2 separate regions of the Homo sapiens genome follow, and region 1 is linked to region 2. A link is a loop called in an ENCODE intact Hi-C map of the cell type or tissue named here. Cell type or tissue: transverse colon. All regions are shown on one strand. Links, peaks and the distances in the headings refer to the core of each region. The heading gives the core; the rest is flanking DNA. Region 1 has its middle 9.6 kb from the start of LINC02808. Region 2 overlaps AGBL4 (AGBL carboxypeptidase 4).

Region 1 (11,679 bases), core at 2,419-10,418, 560 kb before region 2:
GTGAAAACTCAGCATTTTATCTCAGAGAAATAAAAGAATAAATTGGCAGCTGTCGTGAATGATGCTGTCTTAAAAACAATTCTCCCCATAAGTGGGTCCTCAAGGCAGATTTCCCTCTTCCATACCTTTTCCTGGGCCAGCTTCTTAGCCCAGAAGGCCTTTCTTGCTTCTGCATGCCCATCCACATCCTCCCATCTCTTGGGGCCCAACTCCAGCTCCACTTCTCAGGAAACCTTCCAGGAGGGCTCCAGGTCCTGGCAATTAAAGGAAATGTCTTCCAGAGAGGGAATGAGTTCTGTCCAAGGTTACAGGAAAGGGGTGTCAGAGCCAGGAGGTGAGACTCATATCTAGGCCTCCTCCTGACCCCCAGGAAAGGGCCCTTCCTCCCGCCCCCCAGGAGCACCATCCCAGCTGCTGGGCCTCCTCGCCTCATGCCCAGTAGGCAGCTGTGCGTTGCCTTCTGCAGGCTTCAGTTCCCGCCCCCTCCCTCTCCACACTCAGATTTCCTTCTGGGAGGAAAGAGCATTTTTTTTCGCAGAGATGACTCTGTTCTTGTGGCCATAGATTACTCTTGACACCTAATTACTGTATATCATCATGCCATAAAATAATGATTGGAGGTGTCACTGTCCCAAATTTGCGTTCATAAAATACGTGTTCTTTTTGTTTTCCTCCTCTGCATTTGTCTGGGAGAAAAGACAGGCAAATTTATTCCAACTTTTTAGAGGAACTTTAAAGCACAGGAACAGAAGAAATTTAGAGGTGGGTGGTTTTCAAAATACCCTGCAGAGGGAGGAGGCCTCGGCCCAGCTGATTTTATGTGGCCTAGGGAGAAAATGAAGACCTTGGCTGAGACATTGTCTCCTTCCAACCTGCATTTCTTTGTCTTTGCCTGCCTGGCAAAAACCCCTCCTCCATCTTTTTCTCCCCAACCCTCTGCTCCCCCATCGCTTCTACCCTGCATCAGGCTCCTCTAAGGAAACACTGGAATGTGGTGGAAAAGATTCCCATTCTAATGTTACCCAGACTTGGTTTCAAATCTTGCCTCTGCTGCTCGCCAGCCCTGTGACCTTGGGTAAGTTCTGCCGCTTCCGGAGTCTTGGTTCAATCACATAGACAATGGGGAATAATAAATACTACTTCTGCCTCACACAGCTGCTCTGGGGATTAAGAATAAAATCGTAAATGTAAAGCATCTAGTAAGGGATCTGCCACAAAAGAAGGGCTCAACAAATGTCTGCTGCTTGTCCAGCCCACCAAAGTTCTCCTGTTTGTTTTCCTAGAATCCATCCTTACCTGATTAACATCTCCCTTCTCTGGCAAGCTCAGGCTACAGTCAGGAGTCTGGAGGAAAGCCATCTGATTAAACTGGCTGGCACGGGGGAAGAGCGGCTGAGATCCACGCAGCCCTCCGAGGGGCATCAACAAGGACATTTTGAAAGGGCAATCTGATTTGTCACAGAGAGGAACCAGTGAAGTTAGCTTGTTCCACTGCTCTGGCTGCCCAGGGAGGCCCCCACAAGACACCTGCAGGTGGCTTTCCAGCCTCTTGTCCACCTTGATGGGGATGAGTTCTCTGCCTCCTGAGGTGGCCCATTTAGAGTTAATCTCTCTGGGGCCTCATGCTCCCCTCATCACACCTCTCCCCCACCTGGAAAAATATTCTCTGTGGGCTTTGGGAGTGGTTCTTTAAACCAAGATAATTTGTCTTGTGGATCCAAACCAGCTCGCCAGCGATTCCTGCCTTAGAAGGGGGGACTTGAGGACTTCCAGGTGGGGGCAGAGTGAATGGCTGCAAGAGGAGGGGCCTTATCCCATCTCACCTCTGCCTGGCAAAGACCTTAGCTCTCAAGGCTCAAGTCAGAAGGCACCTCCTCTGAGTGCCTTTCTCAGCTTGGGGTATTTGTCTCCTACTCTGAGATTTCTGTACTGGATTCTTCCCTGAGGTTGGCCCTCTGTCAGTGGCTGGGTATGGGTCTGGGCCACCCTCTGACCTGGGATCCTCAATCTCAGGGCACCCTAAATGTTTGTCAGGCTTGTTCAATGTCTGCCTCTCTAGGCTGGCAGCTTCACTAGGGTGTGGCTGGATCAGCCTGCTCACTGCTGTATCCCAGGTGCCTAGTACAGTGCTGCCACACAGTAGGTGCTCAGTGAACACTTACCTCCTGCCTACTGTGTGCCAGTCACCATTCTAAACACTTTACATCCGTCAGCTCATAGAACCCTCAGGACAACCCTAAAATGTGGGTTCTATTACCATCCGGGTCTAGCATGGTGTATAAAAGCAGGGATCCTGGAGCCAGATTACTTGGATTTTTATTCTAACTCCACCACTTATTTCCTGCGGAAACTTGGTTGTTACTTGACCTGTCTGTGGCTCATCATTCAATGGGAATAACTGTATCAACGTCATAGGGTTGCTATGCAGTTAAATTAAGCGTTCACATACATACAATGTCTATGTATTAGGTACTATTTTCATTTTGTGGTAGCAAAAATTGAGACACACAGAGTTTTGGTAACTTGCCTAAGGTAACACAGCTGAGGAGAGGCAGAGCCAGGACTCATGCAGTCGGGCTCTGCAGTCCATGCTCTTAACCACGACCCTGTGCTGCTCTTACTGAAGGCGGATTTGAGGACCTGGCTTCACGCACACTGAGAAGAGCGTTTAGGTCCCTAGTGCTGGTCCAGGCCGTGATTGAGCCTCTCTTCCCCGAGTGAGCACAGAGCGCGGGGTCTCCCCCGAGGGTGGAAGGGTGGCAGCCAGGCCAAGGAGGCGCGAAGAGCGGCGGCCGCCAAGGGCCCCGGAGCGGCGACTCTTCCTTCCGCCAGTAGGGGGCAGCCGCGGCTGCCGCCGGTGTGTCGGGTGAGCCGCAGCCCAGCGCCGCACGCAGCGCCGGAGGAGCGCCAGAAGGACCCTTGGAGGTCACGCGCGCGCAGGCGGCCCTGACGCCCCGTCTTCCGCCCAAGTCACCCAAGGGTCCGTGCTAATGTGGTGTGGCCCCACCCCATTCCCTCGTCCCCAGCTCTTCCCTAAAGCCCAAGAGGCCAGTTCAAGGAGCTCTAGAACCCAGGTGGTTTGGGCCCCTGCAAGGTTCCGCGGGAGGTGTGGGTGCCAGTCCTGGCTGTGCCACTGCGGTGCTGTGTGACCTTGGGCAGGTCGTTACCCTCTCCAGCCCCAGCTCCCGTCCACTGTCCTTGGGAGGACGCGCGGGCAGCCGACACGTTCTGTGACTGTGGTGAGGGTACCGCCTTCACTGCAGCGTGCCCGGGGCCTAGGCGGGCCAGAGTCGGCCCAGCCCGAGCGAGAGCCTGTCCTGGAACCCAGTGCGTGTGGGGTCCGGACCCCTTTCCCGGAGCACTCGCCGAGCCGGCTGGGAGCGGAGCGCCCGGAGCCCGGCAGGGGGCGCTGCCGCATCGTGCGCGGCTTCCCCGCGCGTCCTCCCAAGGACAGTGTGGACGCGGCGAGCGGCGCGGGGCAGTGCAGGCTGAGTGAGGTCCGGCCGCGCCCACACCAGCGCTGCGGGGCGGAGGTCGGCAACACCGTCTGGGGCGTCGACGGGGCAGGGCGAGTCGTCTGGCGCCCCAGCTGGCCTTTAGCTGGTTTCTGGTTCTGGGTGTGGTTCTGGGTGTGGGGTGACGGGGTGGCGGGGTGGGGATGGGGTCTACCAAACCAGCGCTGGGGGCCCAGGCTTTGCTGCGTGACCTTGAGCGGTCACTGTTCTGTCCGGGCCTCTGCTTCCTGTCTCTGTAATGGGGGGTTCTTGAGGAAACCAATTCATATTGTATGTGAAAGTGCTTCAGGAAATCTGAGGCCCAGGCTGGATGCAAATGGAAAGGCTTCTTCTTTATGGAAAAACAGCCATCTCCTGCCTCACCCAATCCATCCTCCCAGTTCTGCACTCTGATGGCAACCACTTTAGCCACTTTTACCTGTATTTTCTGGCATTTACCCTCATACTTCAAAATAATATGCTCATGCTGCGATTTCTTAATTTACCAACGCTAGACTTTATCTGTTGTCTCCCTGTTAGAATAAATAAGGAATTAGCTGTCTTCCAGCCCCATGCGCATGCCCGGTATATCTGAAGCACTATTTTTAGGTAATTCAGTGATCAGCATTCCTTTTAAGAAAATGTAGCTGTTAGTTTTCCCAAAACCTGTATCAAAACTGCCACGGCTTCTCATCCTATAGCTTCCCGACAAAACCTCCTCTGTCATGTTCGGTATTCTGCCTTGAGGAATGCTCCCTCCCAAACTGCACTACCCAGCTGTCTGCAGGAACCCTCTGGTCCAAGGGTGTCTCTCCAGGATCATTTCATGGTCCTCTGTCTCTATTGGTTTGCTCCCTTCTTTTGAAAACTTTAATTGCTTCCTAAGAAATTGGGCAGGGGTGGGGGAATTTTCATCCATGTGGACTTTTCCGTATTCTGCCCTTGCACTTGATCAATAATTCAGCTAAGCATAGAATTCTGGGTTGGAAATCATTCTCCTTTATACATGGGTGCCTTGCACTGTCTCGAACACCTAGAGTGACCCTTGAGAAGCTTCATGCCTTCTGATTCATGTTCCTTATGTGCAGCTTTTCTTTCTCTCTGGCTGTTTTTGAGGATTTTTTTTTAATCTTTGGAATTCTGGAATTTCACAAAACTTGTCACGTGGTGGCTTTTATCATTCGTTGTGCTAGGCTCTGGGTGGCCCTTTTCAATGTGGAAACTTGTCTTTTAGTCCTGTGAAACTTTATTTTTCCTTAGTAGTCTTCTGTCTGCTTGCTCTCCACAACTCCTGCGAGTTGGAGCTTGGGCCTCCAGCCCTGCTTTTCCTGTGTCTTTTCACTTTTCTGTATTTCCCTTCTGCTTGTCTTTCTCTTCTACTCTCTAGGCTATTTCGTTATATATATGTCCCAACCATTCTACTGAATTTTTAATTTCAGCTATCATACTTGTTCATTCTCTGTTCTTCCTTCCCCCCACCCCACAACATAGATACAGCCTCTGTATTTATCTCTCTGAGGATATCAATAGTGATTTTTTTCCCTCCGGTTTGCTGACTTATCTCTGTCTCCTCCAGCTTCCCTCTTTTGTTTGGTTGCTTTATTGTGGTCTCTCTGTGGTTCTGCATCTCTCCTCCTGTTGGTTGGAGGCTTCTTTAATCTTTACTGGTCCTTGGCTTTTGTCCATAGTTAAGGATAAGTGTCCAAGAAGTTGACTGGCATTGGATGTCTGTGAAGGCAGATGGGGCTGATTTCCCTCTGGGTGGACCAGACAGGACTTGGCCTTTTGTTTTGTGGGGGGGACACATAAATATCAAAAAAGGGGAGTTCTTTTCTTTGGGACTGCCCTGTTTCTTCAGTAAGGTAGGATGGATGTGGTGAAGAGGATGGATTCTGGAGTCAGATCACTTGGGTTTGAATCTCAACTCTGCCACTTTCTAGCTATATGACCATGGACAAGTCACTTAATCTTTCTCTGCCTGTTTCCTATCTGTAAATTAGGCCTAATAAGAATAGTACTGCATGGGTTGTTGAGTTTATTTATGTAAAGTTTTTAACCTGGCATATAGTGATAGGTCTGGAGTCACTGCCATGTTTTTTATAGAGTGGGAAGACGGCTGGGGCAGGGGGATCTGGCTGTTCCCTAAGCAGATTCTCAGTTAATCCTGCTGTTTTCAGCCCTTTCTGGCCTTCAAATCTCATGCCCTTTTCCCCCTCTACAGGCAGTTGCCTTTCTTCTCATTGGTACATCTTCTGCAGGTCTTATCTAACTCAGTAGAAACCAGTTGACTAATCAAAAAAAATTGTTTCAAGCAATAAATCATTAAAAATGATTTTATTTTATTTTGACTGAAAACATACTGATGTCTATTCCATTTTCTTTGAGTATGGACCTGTTAGTTGGAATTCTATAAGGTCTTTCTTGCACAAATCCCAATGCATAAAACATTGTCTACCGTTTCCAGGTTCACCTTTATTGTGCAACTAAAACTTAAAAGGCGCTTATGGAACAATCTGAGTACAGATTCCTTCTAGATTTATGTGATTTCCTCCAAGTCTATTACAACTGCTTGTCTGTAACTCTGATAAACATTTTTTCTTAAATGGCAGTCTGCTTTCATTGAGTCTTTCAAAGTGTCCAACATAGTTTTTCATAAAACAACTCCCTTTTTACAACCATATTTTATTGGCTTATTAATATTAAATGGAATCACATAATTACAAAAGCAAGTGCCACTGGCATAAACAAGTTTGGGAATAAGCAATTGTTTCTGGGAAAGCAGACAGATTAACTGGAAGAGATGTATTCGGGCATTGGAAGGAACAGCCTACCTGACGAGGTTTTCAGCCCATAATGTTTGTAGAGAGACTGGCGAGTGTGGCTCCCCTGAGAATGCTCACCCAGTGTTGGTGGATCATGAAAGCTTAGGTTGTGTTGTGGCTTCTACCACTCACACCTCCATCTCCCTTTAATCTTATAGAAATTTGTTGAACTCTCTCATCCATAAATGACTCCTTTTCCTTTCTTCCTGTCCTTATGGGTTTATATCTTCTCTTTTCCTGTCATTTTAAGGGGAGAGAGTATAGAGAAGGCAAGAAGTTAAGCCTTAAAGTTCAATTTTTATCCAATTCATTTTTATCCAGACAATTTTATCCAGTCTTTTTTATTTAAGACTCCCAATATCCAGTAAGCAGCAGATCTCCACAAAGGTGACAAAGCTGTAACTGACAGAAGCAAGTTTGAAACTCAGGTCTCTCTGAGGTTGTAGTGGATACTGTGGTGTTTCTGTCTAGATCCCCTCTCCAGGGTCGACACAGCAACCGCCACCTGCTGGGGATTTTGGTTGCTGGCTAGTCCTGTGGCAGCCCACTGGAAATTGCCATTGGCTATGGGAACTGCCTCACTCTAGCATACTCTTCCCTTCAGGGGTGGCTGTGACCATGATTGGCTGAGGCAGGGATATAAAAGCCCAACCCTCTTTCCCCAACTTGAGACAATTCTGAGGGGCCACCCTAGCTCCAAAGTTCCATAGAGGATAGACTGAGATGTTGTAATTCATTATGAGTCAGCTTGGCCCCATGCCCAGCTGCAGGTGCGACTCCAAAGAGCACTCTCCAATGAGCCTTCTGCACACAACTCTTAGTTCCAGAGTCTGTCTCTAGGAAGCCCAATATAAGGCAGAGGCCATGGTCTGTGCTCATCCTGGCACCTCTTCGGGTAGTGGAGACTCAGTTCCCAGGCTATTTTGGGGCAGGATTCATTAGCAAGGAGAAGACTATGATAGTGTCTCACACAAGACCAGGAAAGAAAGGAGAGAAGACTCATGTTTGGTATTGAGTAGATGCTCAGGTCATGTCTGTTGTTGGTGATGGCACTGTAGAATGGCCCTGGGTAGGAGGCACCAGGCTTGAATTGTCTAAATAATAAATAACCACCATCCAGGAATTGTAACGTGCTCAGGAGTTTGCATGCCATGTGTGCTTGCATGTTGCTGTGTGATGCATGTGTGACTGCAGGCCCCACCTTACAAATGAGGAATCAAAGGCTTTCTAGGGTCACTTGCCCAGGGAGTGCAGGGCTGGGCTCAGCTGCAGGGTCCTCTGACTGACTCTCCATTCCCTGCTTTCTCAGGTGGCTCTACTGGGCACTAGTGAGTGACCTCAGCTCTGTAGGCTTCAGTTACTCTCTGGCAGGAGAAGTGAAGTCGTTTAATCTGAGAAGCATTCTGGGACCCCCATCAGGGTCTCCTCCCTTTTCCAGTGGTTTCCAAGGTATCGACTGCTGCATCACATTTGAGTCACCATGGGACTGGGGAAACTGTCACAGAAGCAGATCTGGCTTATGGACAGGAAACACAAGGGAGAGATAAGCAACCACTTTCCAGGATAAAAAGCATAAGGAAAGGATCTCCATGGCAGTGTCGGAACTTGTTTGTTTGTTTAGTTTTGATGTTTTTCTTTGCTGACCCAGAGATGATCTTTCCAAGACACACTGATTTCTGGTTGGATATTTAAACAACGGTGTGTGGCATTTCAGAATCAGCATTTCCAGGCTGCTTCTGCTCTGTCTGCATGGCATCACTGGCCTCCATCTGAACAATTGCGACTTCTTCATTATCTCTCTTTTGTTGTTGTTTGGAAATATTTTTATTTTGTCTCTGCTCTCTAAAAAATGTTTTATTATGGAAAATTCAAACTTATACAACAATAGAGAGAATAACATGATGAACCCAATGTACCTGTCAGCGAGTTTCAACAGTTATCAGCCCGTGGCCAATCTTGTTTCACCTGCTGCTGCTCACTATTCTCATCCTAACCTGCCTCCAGGTTGTTTTGAAACAAAACCCAAACAGCATATCATCACATCTATCAATATAATGATGCATTAAAATATATAATTATAATATCATTACCATACCTAAAAATAATAAAAAATTCCCTAATATTATGAAATATATAGTGTTTAAACTTCCTAGGTTAACTTATAATTTTATTTTATTGTTTTACAATTTGTTTGATTCAGGATCCCAATAATTTCATATGTTGCAATTGGCTCATAGTGTCTTTATTTGTTTTTAATGTATATGCTCATCCCTCTTCTTATTTTTCCTCAGCTGTGTATTTATTGAAGAAACTGGGTTGTTTATCCATTTTCCACATTTGGATTTTGCTGAATGAATCCCATGGTGGTGTTTAATGTGTTCATCTGTTCCCTGAGTTTCCTGTATATCACTAGTTGCATCTAGAGGTCTCATCAGATTCAGATTTGATTTTTGGCAAGAACGCCTTGGAGGTGGTGCTGCAAACTTTTACCAAGGAGCACAAACTGCCTAATTGTCATCTCTCTTTTTGTTATTAGCAGCCGTTGATGATTACTGACTAGATCCATTATTTCTTCAGAATTTGCATATTAGTAATATTTATTTATTTATTTATTTATTTATTTTGAGACAGTCTTGCGCCAATGCAGTGGCATGATCACGGCTCACTGCAGCCTCGACTTCCCAGCTCACGTGATCCTCCTACCTCAATCTCCCGAGTAGCTGAGACTACAGGCATGCACCACCAAGGCAAGCTAATTTTTTGTATTTTTTGTAGAGATGAGGTTTCCCCATGTTGCCCAGGCTGGTTTCGAACTCCTGGGCTCAAGCGATCTGCCCACCTTGGCCTCCCGAAGTGCTGGGATTACAGGTGTGAGCCCCTGCACTTAGCTGTAATCGTTTATCATTTTTTTGTTTGTTAGCTGGACTTTTATAAAGGGTAACATCCTTTCATAAACTACTTGGTTAGCCTGAAGTACTGTTCATTCAGGGAAGGCAGGGTAAATGCTTGATTCTCCCTATTTGTTTTCAGTTTTAAAAATAATGAATTTGTTCTCTAGCATTATCCAAAGGTAATCAATGAGATTACTTTGTATCATTATGAACTCATAATGAGTTCATATGGGTTTAAATACATGAGATATGTTTCAATCCATTTCAGTTTTTATCCTTTTTTTTCAGGCTTAATTCACTTTATTTTTCTTAAATAAAAACCCAGGCTTAATTCACTTTATTTTTCTTATATAAAAACCTTTGTTGTAGCCACAGCTGGAGCCTGGGTCCGCGGCATGGAGACTCTGGCGTGGGTCTTGACGAGGTGGTCATTGAATTCCTGATCGGGGGACTTGGTGAATACAGTCTCCTTCCAGAGGTCGGGGGTCAGGTAGCTGTAGGTCTTAGAGATGGCATCAAAGGTGGCCTTGGTGAAGTTGCCCAGGGTGGCAGTGCAGCCCCGGGCTGAGGTGTAGCAGTCATCGATACCAGCCATCATGAGCAACTTCTTGGGCACAGGCACCGAGACGATGCCAGTGCCCCTGGGTGGAGGGATGAGGCACGCCAGCACAGAGCTGCAGCAGCCTGTCACCTTGCAAGGGACGGTGTGGGGCTTGCCGATCTTGTTCCCCCAGTAGCCTCTGCGCACGAGGACAATGGAGAGCTTGGTCAGGATGATGGCTCCACGGATGGCAGTGGCCACCTCCTTGGAGCACTTAACACCCAGACCGACGTGGCCATTGTAGTCCCCAATAGCAACAAATGCCTTGAACCTGATGCGCTGGCCAGCACGGGTCTGCTTCTGCGCCGGCATAATCTTCAAAACCTCCTCCTTGAGAGAGGCCCCCAGGAGAAAGTCAATGATCTCGGATTCCTTAATGGGCAGAGAGAAGAGACAGATCTCCTCCAGGGACTTGATCTTCATGTCCTTGACCAAGTGGCCCAGCTTGGTGACGGGCATCCACTTCTTATCCTCAGCCTTGCCTCCATGAGCTCCGCGGTCTCAGCCCCAGCCACGTCCATGGCCGCGACCCCGGCCCCGGATGCCACTGCCGAAACCTCCGCGGAACCCAATGCAGTTCCCCATCCCAGGGTCCCCAGGGCCTCCCCCTCGCCCCGCTGCACCGGCGTCATCCACCATTTGGTGCTTTCTCGGAGAAGCTCAGTTTTTATCCTTATTGACACTCAAATTATCCTGTTTTTGGCCAATGGAAATCTCTTCAACTTGGCTTCTGAGCCCTTTTGATTATTATCCCAGTAGTCTCTGCTAGCTTCCCTGCTTTCTAGAATGACAAGATGTACCATTTTGTACATTTCCTGCCCCAGAACTGCAATCTGCCTCTCTGAGGAACCTTTGTGTTTGTTTACTGGGAAATGGTATTTAGAGGCCACAGTCTGGGTACTAGGGGTTATCTTTTTAAGATCATATTTGGTACATACGAAAGAGTATATGTATTATTTATGTAATTATGAAGCATAATAGTAACATGGCTGCCTATCAGCCACAACCCAACTGAAGAATTGGAACATTATCAACAAGAGGTATGTGCTCCTCCTTTAACTGAATCCTCAGACTCCATCCAAGAGGGTGAATTGTGTATTTATTATTTTCTTGCTTAAAAAAAGCTTTATCACATATGTATGTATTCTTAAGTATACATGTTTAGCTTAGTTTGTTTTTGAGCTTTGTAAAATTGATATAATATTTGTTGTCTTCTGGACCTGTCTTGTTTTTACCAATGTATTTTTCTAAGATTTATCTATTTTTTTAAAGCTGTAGTTCATTTATTTTCGATGCTGTATAATATACCATTATAATATACAATGCTGTATAATATACCAAAATAAATATACAATTTATTTTATCCATTCTCCTGTCTGTGGACATTTGAGTTGTGTTCAGTTTTTGCTACTACAAATATTTAGCCAAGAGAGTGCTGTTACAGGCCTCCTTGTTCACAGCCTCAGAAGAATGTGCAGGAGTTTGTGTGGGGCAGTGGTTATCGAACATTTTAGTCTCAGGATCCCAAAGAGCTTTTGTTTATGTGAGTTATATCTAAATATATTCACTATATTAGAAATTAAAGCTGAGAAAAATGTATTTATTAATTCATTTTAAAATGATTAAGAAACTCATTATATGTTAACATAAATCACACACTTTAAATGAAAAATAACTATTTTCTGAGACAAAATAAATAGAAAAGAGTGATGTTGTTGACGTGTTTGAAAATTTCTTTAATGTCTGGCTTAACAGAAGACAGCTGAATTCTTGTATCTGCATCCATGGTCAATCTGTTGCAATATCATCCATCATGCATCCTCTGAAAAATACTGTGCACCTGTGAGACAAGAGTAAAAAAGTCAAATAAT
Region 2 (11,679 bases), core at 1,127-9,126:
AATTTAAACTATTACTTAAATTATACATGATTACAAAACATGAATCAATTTTGATTCTGGGATTTAAAAAAATGAATGCTGCATTTCTACAAAAGTACTGTTTGCAAGGAATTTAAACAGTGTTATAAAGCTAAATTTTAATACTTTTATGGGTCTAAATGATTATTATTTTCAAATCTGATTAATACAATTAATTCACCAGTTTCTATGAAGTAATTGTTATGTGCCTGATTTTGTGATACTTGGGAAAGGAAACTTACATTTTATGACTTATTTCTCAGCTTTCACCCTACAATCTCTAAGCTCCAGCATTTTAAATCTCATGCTATTTTCAAACACTTTTCATACCGTATGGTCCTTTCTTGTTCAACAAATAATTCATTTAATAAATATTTATTGAATACCTCTTTTGTAGTAAGCACTGTTCCATGTGCTAGAATGCTATTTTCCCTCTTCAGTTATTTATTATTTGTGAACTCATATTCTGTGCCAAATACAGTGTTAAGTGTATTTGTGTTAAATGCTGCAAATACAGTGAGGGCAAGACATGATCTGAGCTTCATGTTACTTATGGTCATGTTTGGGAGGCAGACATTAAACACATAATCAAATATATAAATATGTGGTTACAAAATCATGATAAAAGTGCTATGTATGAAAAGTATGATGTTGTGGGATCAGCACTAACAGGATATATTAGGGAGGTCAGAAAAGACCTCCTTTGATGAAATGACATTTAAAATGAAGTTTGAAAGCAAAGTGGTAGTTAGTTATGTGAAGAGCAGTGATGAAGAGTAGTTCATGCAGAGGGAAAAACATAAAAAAAGCTCTGAAATGGAGAGAACCTGCTGATTTTGAGGTTAGCAGGTAATACCCTAAGGGAACAGTAGACTAAGATGAAGCCAGAGTGGTATTTAGGACTCTCATCATATAAGGGCCTCTGAACAGTGTTAAAGATTCTGGATTATTTTGGATTTTATCTTAAGAAGGAAATCACTAGAGTGTTCTACAGAGGATGGAGATATATCCTATTTACATTTTGAGAAGTTATTTCTGGCTACTGCTAGAAAAGATATTGGAAGAATTTTTAAGACTAGAATTGGAGGAACTAGTTAGGAAGCATTGCATGATACCAGATGAAAGGTAGCCTGTGGACAACAAAGATGGAGAGAAATTATTTTTCTAAACTCTTTCATTCTTTCAGATCTAAGTCAAATATTGCTGATTCTCCCTAGGCATAACTGACCACCATTTTTTCTAAGCTTCCACCAGATTCCTGATCACACCACTTTGTAGCTACAATACGTATACTCTATTACTCAGCATTGTCATTGGTTGTTTTTGTATCTATTTCTCTCAATTTACTCTGAACTCCTTCAGAGAATGGACCTTATCTTGTTCTTCTTTGTACACCCAGTACTGTAATATACAATACTTGCTCAATATATGCATACTTCCCAAAGCCAATTCACTATTAAGAGTCAGAATTGTGATTTGAACCCAGATCTCACTGACTCTAAAGCTCACAATTTTACCACTATAATAATAAATCTTTTACTTTTCCCCTCATAATATACTCTGGTAATATTCTGTATATTATTATAGGTTATTATAAGATTGAAGTCTTTATTCATTTGTTCACACATTCATTCAGCAAACTTTTATTGAATTTCTATGATGTATAAGACACTGATAAAGTAAAAGTCTATAATATATTGATGAATTACATAGTCCTTGCCCTCAAGGAGCACATATTTAGGTGGGAAATGTAGACACATGGTAATTATAATTTAAGGCAAAATAAACTGGTTAATATTGTTATAGCTTGACCTGTTAGAAAAAACTTTGGTTTGGGGAAAAATTTATCTTTTTAAAAATGTCAAAATAAATAGAATAAGAAACAGCCCCCATACCCATACTCAGATAATATTTAATTGTACATACTTGAAAAAAATCTATTTGCACATTTATATAACTATTTTGGATCCCATTACTCATTAAAAACTAACATTTTGAACAATTGATAAAATTTAAATTAGTACTTATTGAATAACAGACACTTAGAAATCTGACATGCTTATATTGTTTTATTTAATATACACAGCAATGTTGCAAGGTAGATACCATCATTATCCCCATTTTATGGATGAGGGCACTGAGCACTGGGATAGTTAAGTGATTTACCTAACGTTAAGTGGAAGATTATGGATTAAAACTTGGGACTGTATAATTCCAGATCACGTGCTCTTAAACATTATATGATATTGCCCTTTTACTTTATTTTGAAGCTGTTTTTCTCTCATTCAATATCTTGTAAATATTTCCATTTCTATATCAATCATAGGTTTCATTTTTAATGGCTGCATCTTTATTACATTGCCTGTGTATCTCATAAATTACTTAACTATCATTGTTTCCTAATCAAGGACATTTAGGTTATTTCTAATTTATTACTATTATAAAAGATATTTAAATTAACTTTTTGTGTATTTATCCTTGTGCACTTGTCTCCTTAAGTTATGTTCCTAAAAGTGGTGTTGCTGAGTCAAAGGGTATGTATATTTTTATACTTTGTCATATGAGTCTCTGGAAAGAGTATCAGTTTATACTCTTAACAACAGTTAATGAGAATTTCGATTTCTTCATACCTTTATACTGGATTTTGCATAACCTGTCTTCACTTGTAATCAAATGAATAGGCAATTCACATAACTATTATTGCAGAATTTCTTCAGTCATGATAGAAAACTAAGTCAAAATGAGAGAAGAAAAGATATCTTTTCAATTAAGATAGAATCACAAATTTTAAAACTGGATATCTAGGCATATCTCTTAATTTTTAAAGATAAAGATTTTTAGGCAGTGACATTAGCAAGACAGCAGACTACAGTGGCCTGGCTCTCATCCCCCTCCACCTGCCCCATATAAAGGAACCAAAACATTGAATAAACAACTATATTTCAACAGGGTGGACAGAGTAAGTGTTCTGGAGAGCACCAGGGGAATTGCAAAACCCCTGTGGAGCATGGAAGCCAGGATACCTCCAAAGAGTGTGGAGCAAATCATCCTGCCTCTGCCACACTATTTCCCCTGCCAGGAGCAGATCAGAACTGGGGATACTTCTACTTATGGGGAAAAGGTAAGCTGGAGACTTTTAGTGGTCCCTATCACTGTTGCAGACGCCAGCAGTTATTGCTACAGGGTGGTCCTCCAATCCTCACAGACCTTGAGTCCAATTTGGACAATTGCCAGGAATACACACAGGTGCATTCCCCGGAAGAGAAATTTCCTTGACACCCTTGCTCATGAGACATACATTTCTATGGCATGGCATCATCTTGAAACTGGACCTACATCTGGAGTGTGTCCTGCTTTGAGGCCAGTAGCCACTAAACCATTCTACCGCTTACGTGCCACAGTCATTTCACTAAATTCACATAGGTGCCTACAGCACCAATACTCCAGCTGTCTAGAACCTAGGCCCAAAGGAATGACTGGGACTCTGATGTCTGAACAGATGAGGCATCCTGTCACCCAGGGAAACAGGCAAGCATGCACAGTGGAGAGGCTCCTTGCAGCTGCTGGGCCTGTGTGCACCCATTCTTGGCTTGAGAACTGGACCAGAAGTAGCACCACTCCGTTGGAGAGGGTTACACACAGCTGCCTGATCTGCTCATGATCACCCCTGGCCTGATAGTGAGTCTGGCAGTGGCCTTGCCATTCCAGAGTCAGACACACAACCTTCTAGCCTACTGCACCCCCATGTGCCTGGCCAACAGGGAACCCTGCCCCAGCAAAACCAACCCACCACAAATGCAGCCTGGGCCACTGAGATATCACAGGTGTTGCAGATGAGGATTACAGCTGAAGAATCTGTTACAGAGACCAGTTCTACTGAGTCCACCCAGAGCTGAAGCCACACAGTGTTTCCGGTTGACACCCTAGGGTCCATCTACAGGAAAAGCTACCAAAGCTACTCCATAAAATGGAAAAAAGCAACACTTCCACTCGATGTGCAGATATGTAGAGTCACAAGAAACTTGAAAAAGCAAGGAAACATGACATTCCCAAAGGAATACAATAAGTTTCCAGTAACAGGTCCTAAAGAAAAGGATATTTATAAACATCCTAACAAGACGATAAGGACAAACAAGTCAGTAAAATCAGGAAAACAATTCATGATCTGAATGAGAAATTCAAACAAAGAGGTATCATAAAAAAGAGCCAAACAAATATGAGAGCTTACTATTTCAAAGAATGGAATAAAAAATACAATGGAGACCGTCAACAATGTACTAGCCGAAACAGAAGAAAGAAATCCTGAACTTGAAGACGTGATTTTGAAATAGTGAGAGGATAAAAAAGAATGATTAAAAAAGAATGAAGAAGGCCTACAGAACTTATGAGACGCTATTAAGTGATCAAACATTTACACTATAGAGTGTCAGAAAAAGAAGAAATGGAGAGAGATACAGAAGACCTATTTAACAAAATAATAGTGGAATCTTCTCATGTCTTTTGAGAGATATGGACATTCAGATACAGGAGGCTCAAAGGTCCCTAGTAAGAATCAATAAAAAAATCCTCTTTAAGGCACATTTTAATCATAATGTCTAAGTCAAAGACAGAGACAGAATCTAAAAGAGAAGAATGTGAAGTCACATATAAGAGAATCCTCATTAGATTGTCAGCAGAGTTCTCAGCAGAAACCTTGCTAGCCAGCAGAGAATAGCATGATATATTCAAAGTGCTGAAAGAAGAAAATCATGAGCAAAGAATACTATATCCATACGTCAGGAATAAAAGAGAACTAAAGACCTTCCCAGACAAGTAACAACTGAGTATCTCTCATCAATAGACTGGCCTTACAAGAAATACTTAAAGTAGGGCTACGCAAAACAAAAAACAGTAATTAATATCATGAAAGCATGTGAAAAGTAGTAAATGCACTAGTATAGGTAAGTGCTACTCAGAATACCCTAAGTGTTGTAATGGTGCTATGTAAATCCTTCAAACCTCTAATGAAGGTTTAAAGCTACAAAGGTCAAAAACATCAATACATCAATAGCTACAGTTAGTGCTTAAGGAACACACAAAATATAAAGATATAAATTAACCAAAATACAAATAGTATGAGGGGAGAAAAAAGTCTAAAGTATTTTTATGTGACCAAAGTTAAGGCAGTATCAGCTTAAAATAGTCTGTTATAACTGCAAGACTCTTTATGTTAGGCCCGTGGTAACCACAAAAAAGAATTTATGGTAGATACACAAAGAAGTAGAACAATGGAAACAAATCTGAGTACCACAGACAACCACAAAACCACAAAAGTAAATAACTAGAGAGGAAGAAAGGAAGAAGGGATCTACAAAACAATGAAAAAATGATTAATATAATGGCAGGAGTACATCCTTACCTATCAATGATAACCTTGAATATAAATTGAATAAATTCTCCAGTGAAAAGACATAAAGTGGCTAAATGGATAAAAAAGCAAGATCCAACTATATGTTGCTATAAAAGACTCATCTCACCATTAAAGACAATACAGGGCTGAAAATGAAGGGATGGAAAAATAGAAACCAAAAGCAGGCAAGAGTAGCCATACTTATATCAGATAAAGTCGACTTTATATCAAAAATTGTAAAGAGAGAAAAAAGTCATTATATTATGATAAAGGGAGCAATTCAATAATGTGTAACAATTGTAAATATATATGCACTGAACATAGGAGTACAAAAATGCATAAAGCAAAGATTATTAGATCTAAAGGAAAAGATAGTCTGCAATACAATAATTGTAAGGTACTTTAATAACCCGCTTTTAACAATGGAAAGAGCATCATAACAGAAGATTAATAAATAGTTATTAGACTTAAAACTACACCAGAAACCAAATGGACCTAATAGACATTTACAGAACAATCCAACAGTTGCAGAATACACATTTTTCTCAACCACTCATGGAGCATTCTCCAGGATAAATAATATGTTAGATCCCACAACAAGTCTAATGAAATTTAAGAAAATAGATGCCATATCATGTATCATTTTGTACCACAATGTTATAAAACTAGAAATCAACAAGAAAACCATTGAAAACCTTTCAAATACATGGAAATTAAACAACGTGCCTCCAAATAACCAATGGGCCAATGAATAAATTAAAATGTAAATTAAAAATTACTTGAGACAAACAAGAATGGAAATATATAATACCAAAACCTATGGAACAAAACAAAAGCAGTTCTAATAGGGAAGTTCACAGCAATAAGCACGTACAACAAGAAAGGGAAGGATGTCTAATGAATAACCTAATCATGCTTCTCAAGGAACTAGAAAAACAAGAACAATCAACCCAAAATTGGTAGTAGGAAGGAAATAATAAAGCTCACAGAGAAATAAATGAAAGAGACTAAAAAAAATTTAAAAATCAATGAAATGAAGAGTTGGTTTTTGAAAAGATAAACAGAATCAACAAAATGTTAGATTAACTAAGAGAAAAAGAGGAAAGACCCAAATAAATAAAATCAGAGATGAGAAGGGAGACATTACAATTGATATCACAGAAATACAAAGGATCATAAGAGATTCCTATGAACAGCAGTATGCCAGCAAATTTGAGAACTTAGACGAAATGAATAAATTCCTGAATACATACAACATAGCACGTTTAAATTATGAAAAAATAGAAAATCTGAACAGAACAATAAGTGAGTAAATTGAATCAGTAATAAAACATCTTGATGAAAAAAAAGTCCAGGTCTTGATAGCTTCACTGCTGAATTCTAGCAATATTTGAAGAAGAACTAATACCAATTATTCTCAAACTTTTCCAGAAATTAAAGAGGAGGGAATACTTTCAAACTCTTTTTAAAAGGTCAGCGTTACCCTGACCAAAGGCAAAGGCACAACAACAAAAAGAACACTACAAGCCAATACTCCTGATGAACATGGATGCAAAAATTATCAAAAAGACACCGGCAAACTGAATTCAACAGCAAATTAAAAAACATCATCTGCTACAATAAAGTGGGAATCATCCCTGGGATACAAGATGGTTCAACATATGCAAATCAATAAATGTGATATACCACATCAACAAAATAAAGATAAAATCATATCATTATTTCAATAGATTCAGAAAAAGCATTTGAGAAAATTCTACATCGCTTCATAATCAAAACTCTCAACAAATTAGGTATAGAAGGTATGTACCTCATCACGATAACGGCCATACAGATGGGGTTTCACCATGTTAGCCAGGATGGTCTTGATCTCCTGACCTCGTGATCCGCCCCAGCCTCCTAAAGTGCTGGGATTACAGGCGTGAGTCACCGCGCCCAGCCGAAATATTTTCTTTCATCCTGTAGATTGTCTGTTTACTCTGTTGATAGTTTTATTTTTCTGGTGTGCATAAGCTCTTTAGTTTAATTAGGTCCCACTTGTCAATTTTTGTTTTTTGTTGCAATTGCTTTTGATGAATTAGTCATGAATTCTTTGCCAAGACCAATGTTCTGAATGGTATTTCTTAGGTTTTCTTCTATTAGAATTTTTATAGTTTGAGGTCTTACGTTTAAATCTTTAATCCATATTGAGTTAATTTTTGTATAACTTGATAGGTAGGGATCAGTTTCATTCATCTGCATATGGATAGCCAGTTATCCCACCACCATTTATTGAATAGGGAGTCCTGTCCCCATCGTTTTTGTTGGCTTTTTCAAAGATTAGATGATTGTAGGTGTGCAGCTTTATTTCTGGGTTCTCTATTCTGTTCCATTGGTCTATGTGTCTGTGTTTCTACCATTACCATGCTATTTTGGTTACTGCAGCCCTGTAGTGTAGTTTGAAGTCAGGTAATGTTCTGCCCTGGCTCTTTCTTTTTCTGCTTAGAATTGCTTGGCTATTCAGGCGCTTTTTTGGATCCATATGAATTTTAGAGTACTTTTTTCTAATTTTGTGACAAATAACATTGGTAGTTTGATAAGAATAGCATTGGATTTTTAATTTGCTTTGGGCATTATGGCCATTTTAGAGATTTTGATTCTTACAATACCTGAGCATGGAATATAGTTCCATTTGTTTGTGTCATCTATGATTTATTTCAGCAGTGTTCAGAGATATTTCACCATCTTGGTTAAATGTATTCCTAGGTGTTTGTTTGTGTATGTGTGTGTGTGTGTGTGTGTGGCTATTACAAATGAGATTGTGTTATTTATTTGGCTCTTGGCTTGAACATATAGAAATGGTCCTGATTTTTGGCTGGGTGTGGTGGCTCATGCCTGTAATCCCACCACTTTGGGAGGCCGAGGTGGGCAGATCACGAGGTCACAAGATCGAGACCATCCTGGCCAACATGGTGAAACCCTGTCTCTACTAAAAATACAAAGATTAGCTGGATGTGGTGGCATATGCCTGTAATCCCAGCTACTTGGGAGGCTGAGGCAAGATAATCGCTTGAACCCAGGAGGCGGAGGTTGCAGTGAGCCAAGATCGCGCCACTGCACTCCAGCCTGGCGACAGAGTGAGACTCCATCTCAAAAAAAAAAAAGTCCTGATTTTTGTATATTTATTTTATATCCTAAAACTACTGATATTCCTTTTAAGTTCTAGAAGCCTTTTGGTGGAATCTAGGGTTTTCTAGGCATAGAATTACATTAGCAGTGAAGAGAAATATTTTGACTTTTTTTTCTATTTGAATGCCTTTGTTTCTTTCTCTTGCCTGATTGCTCTGGCTAGGACTTCCGGTAATATGTTGAATAGGAGTGTTGAGAGTGGTCATCCTTGTCGCATTCTGGTTCTCAAGGGGAATTGTTCCAGATTTTCCTTGTTCACTATGATACTGGCTATGGGTTTGTCATAGATGGCTCTTATCATTTGGATGTGTGCTCTTTTGATGTCTAGTTTGTTGAGTATTTTTAACATAAAAAGATATGGGTTTCTATCAAAAGCATTTTCTGTGTCAGTTGAGATGATCACATGATTTTTGTTTTTAATTCTGTTTATGTGGCGAATCACATTTATTGATTTGGATATGTTGATCCAACCCTGCATCCCAGGAATAAAGCCTACTTGAACATGGTCAATTAACATTTTGATGTGCAGCTGGATTCAGTTTGTTAATTTTTTTTTGAGGATTTTTGTGTCTATGTTCATCATGCATATTAACCTGCAGTTTTCTTGTTTTCATTGTGTCTTTGACAGATTTTGGTGTCACAGTAATCCTGGCTTTGTAGAATGAGATAGAGATGAGACCCTCCTCCTCAATTTTTTGGAATAATTTCAGGAGGATTGGTACCAGCTCTTCTTTGGACATCTGGTAAAATTCGGCTGTGAATCCATCAGGTCTAGGGCTCATTTTGGTTGACAGGGTTTTTTTGTTTTGTTTTGTTTTTTTTCTTTGAGATCCTTTTTTTTTTTTAAATTATACTTTAAGTTCTAGGGTACACATGCAACTGATTCAATTTTCGAACTTGATATTTGTCTTTTCAGGGTTTCAATTTCTTCGTGATTCAGTCTTTGGAGATTGTGTGCTCCCAGGAATTCATCAATTTCTTATAGATGATTGTCTTGTTTGTTTGCATAGAGATGTTTATAATAGTATCTGAGGGTCTTTTTTTAATTTCTTTGGGATCAGTTGTAATGTCACCTTTGTCATTTCTGATTGTGCTCTTTTTGTCTTCTTTCTTTGTTAGTCTAGCTAGTGTTCTATTGATTTCATTTATCATTTCAAAGAAACAGCTTTTGGTTTTGTTGATCATTTGTATAGATTTTGGGGTCTTAATGAAATTCAACTCTGCTGTGATTTTACTTCTTTTTTTTTCCGCTTATGTTGTGGTTGTTTCTTCTTTTCATTTTATACTCTAGATGCAATGTTAGATTGTTCATTTGTGACTTATCTAACTTCTTGATGTAGGTGTTTATTGCTATAAATATTCCTCTTAACACTGCTTTCACCACATTTCAGAAATTTTATATGTTCTTTCTCTCTTTTCATCTATTTCACATAATTTTTTTTATTTCTGCCTTAATTTCATTGTTCGCCCTAAGGTCTTTCAGGATCAAGTTGTTTAATTTTCATGTAATTATGTGGTTCTGAGAGATCGTCTTGGTATTGATTTCTATTTTTATTCCACTGTGGCCCAAAAGTATGGTTGATATGACTTTTATTTTTTTTTAATTTATTGAGACTTGTTTTATGCCCAAGTATGTGGTTGATCTTAGAGTATATTCAGTGTTCAGATAAGAAGGATGTATATTCTTTGGTTGATTGGCAGAATGTTGTGTAGTTGTCTACTATGTCCAGTTGGTGAAGTGTTAAATTTATGTGCAGAATGTCTTTGCTAGTTTTCTTCTTTGATCATCTGCATTTTAGTACTCTCAGTGGGGTGTTGAAGTTTCCCACTGTTCTGGTTTGGCTGTCTAATACTTTTCAGAGATCTAGAAGTACTTGTTTTATGAATCTGGGTGCTATAATATTGTGTACATTCTAAATTTAGGATAGTTCAGTCTTCTTGTTGAATTGAACCCTTTTAAATTACATAGTGCCTTTTTTGTCCTTTTTTGTTTTGATTTGTTTTACTATTTTTAGTTTAAAGTCTATTTTATTTGATATAAGAACATTGACCTGACCTCTGTTCTTTTATGTTTTCTATTTGCATGATATAGCTTTCTCCAGTCATTTACTTAGAGCCTATGTGTGTTGTTATGTGTGAGCTAGGTTTCTTGAAGATAGTGGATGGAAGGGTCCTTTTTTTTTTTTAATCCAGCTTGCCACTCTGTGCCTTTTAAGTGGGGGCATTCAGACCATTTTCATTCAAGGTAATATTGACATGTGAGGTTTTGATCCTATTGTGAAGTTGTTAGCTGGTTGTTTTGTTTGTATTGAGTAGTTGCTTTATAGGGGTTGTTAGCTATGTACTTAAGCATGATTTTGTGTTAGCAGATGTTTTCTTTCCAGGTTTAGAACTCCCTTTAGGTTCTCTTGTAAGGCTTGTCTAGTGGTAATGAATTCCCTTAGTGATTTCTCATCTATAAAAATTTTTATTTCTCCTTCACTTATAAGCTTAGTTTGGCAGGATATGAAATTCTTAGTTGGAATTTCTTCTCTTAAAAATGCTGAAAATAGGCCCCTAATCTCTTCTGGCTTGTAAGGTTTCTGATGAGATGTCCACTGTTAGCTGAAGGGGTTTCTTTTATATGTGTTCTCACCTTTTTGCATAGCTGCCTTTAAGATTTTTGCTTTAGTGTTGACCTTGGGACAGTCAGTCTGGTGAAAATATTCTTTGACAGTGTTCATTTTGTAAAGCATTTGGCAGATGTACTCTGGATTAGTTTTTATCCGGCTACCTCTGTAGCAAGATTAGGGACATTTTCTTGAATTATTCTCTGAAATATGTTTTCCAAGTTGTTTAATTTTTCTCCTTCTCCCTCAGGAATGCCAATAATTCATAGATTTCATCACTTTACATAATTCCATATTTCTCAAAGATTCTTTTCATTTAAAACATTTTTTTTCATTATTTTTCTCTGGGTTGGTTTAAAAGACTGGGCTTCAATTTTTGAAATTCTTTCTTCTGCTTGATCTCATCTATTGATAAAGCTTTCAATTGTATTTTGAAATTCTTGAAGTGAGTTTTTCAATTTCCATTGTTCTGATTGATTTTTCAAGATATTTTTC

Evidence for each region. Hi-C counts contacts between places; a loop is a spot of excess contacts. Peaks named below come from ENCODE experiments on the same cell type or tissue, not always from the same donor. Only the 100,000 strongest peaks of a DNase experiment are listed, where the experiment ranks them.
Region 1: it touches region 2 in a loop (12-fold over the local background); 2 of 110 quality-filtered maps call a loop at or near these places.

Annotation. Positions count from the first base shown.
Region 1 is chr1:50,324,900-50,336,578 of GRCh38, reverse strand. It overlaps the pseudogene RPS2P11. Among named protein-coding and RNA genes, the nearest start is that of LINC02808, 9.6 kb to the right of the region's middle. RefSeq lists a silencer at 3,308-3,507 and an enhancer at 3,191-3,691. In transverse colon, for the core only: CTCF peaks have their summits at 2,841 (motif pointing right), 3,195 and 3,397 (motif pointing right); DNase peaks (open chromatin) are centred at 2,859, 3,518 and 7,038; H3K4me3 peaks cover 1,224 bases; H3K27ac peaks cover 462 bases; H3K27me3 peaks cover 394 bases.
Region 2 is chr1:49,765,727-49,777,405 of GRCh38, reverse strand. All of the region lies in intron 2 of AGBL4 (AGBL carboxypeptidase 4), which reads left to right. Among named protein-coding and RNA genes, the nearest start is that of AGBL4, 250 kb to the left of the region's middle. In transverse colon, for the core only: no CTCF peak of the experiment used is centred there; no DNase peak of the experiment used is centred there.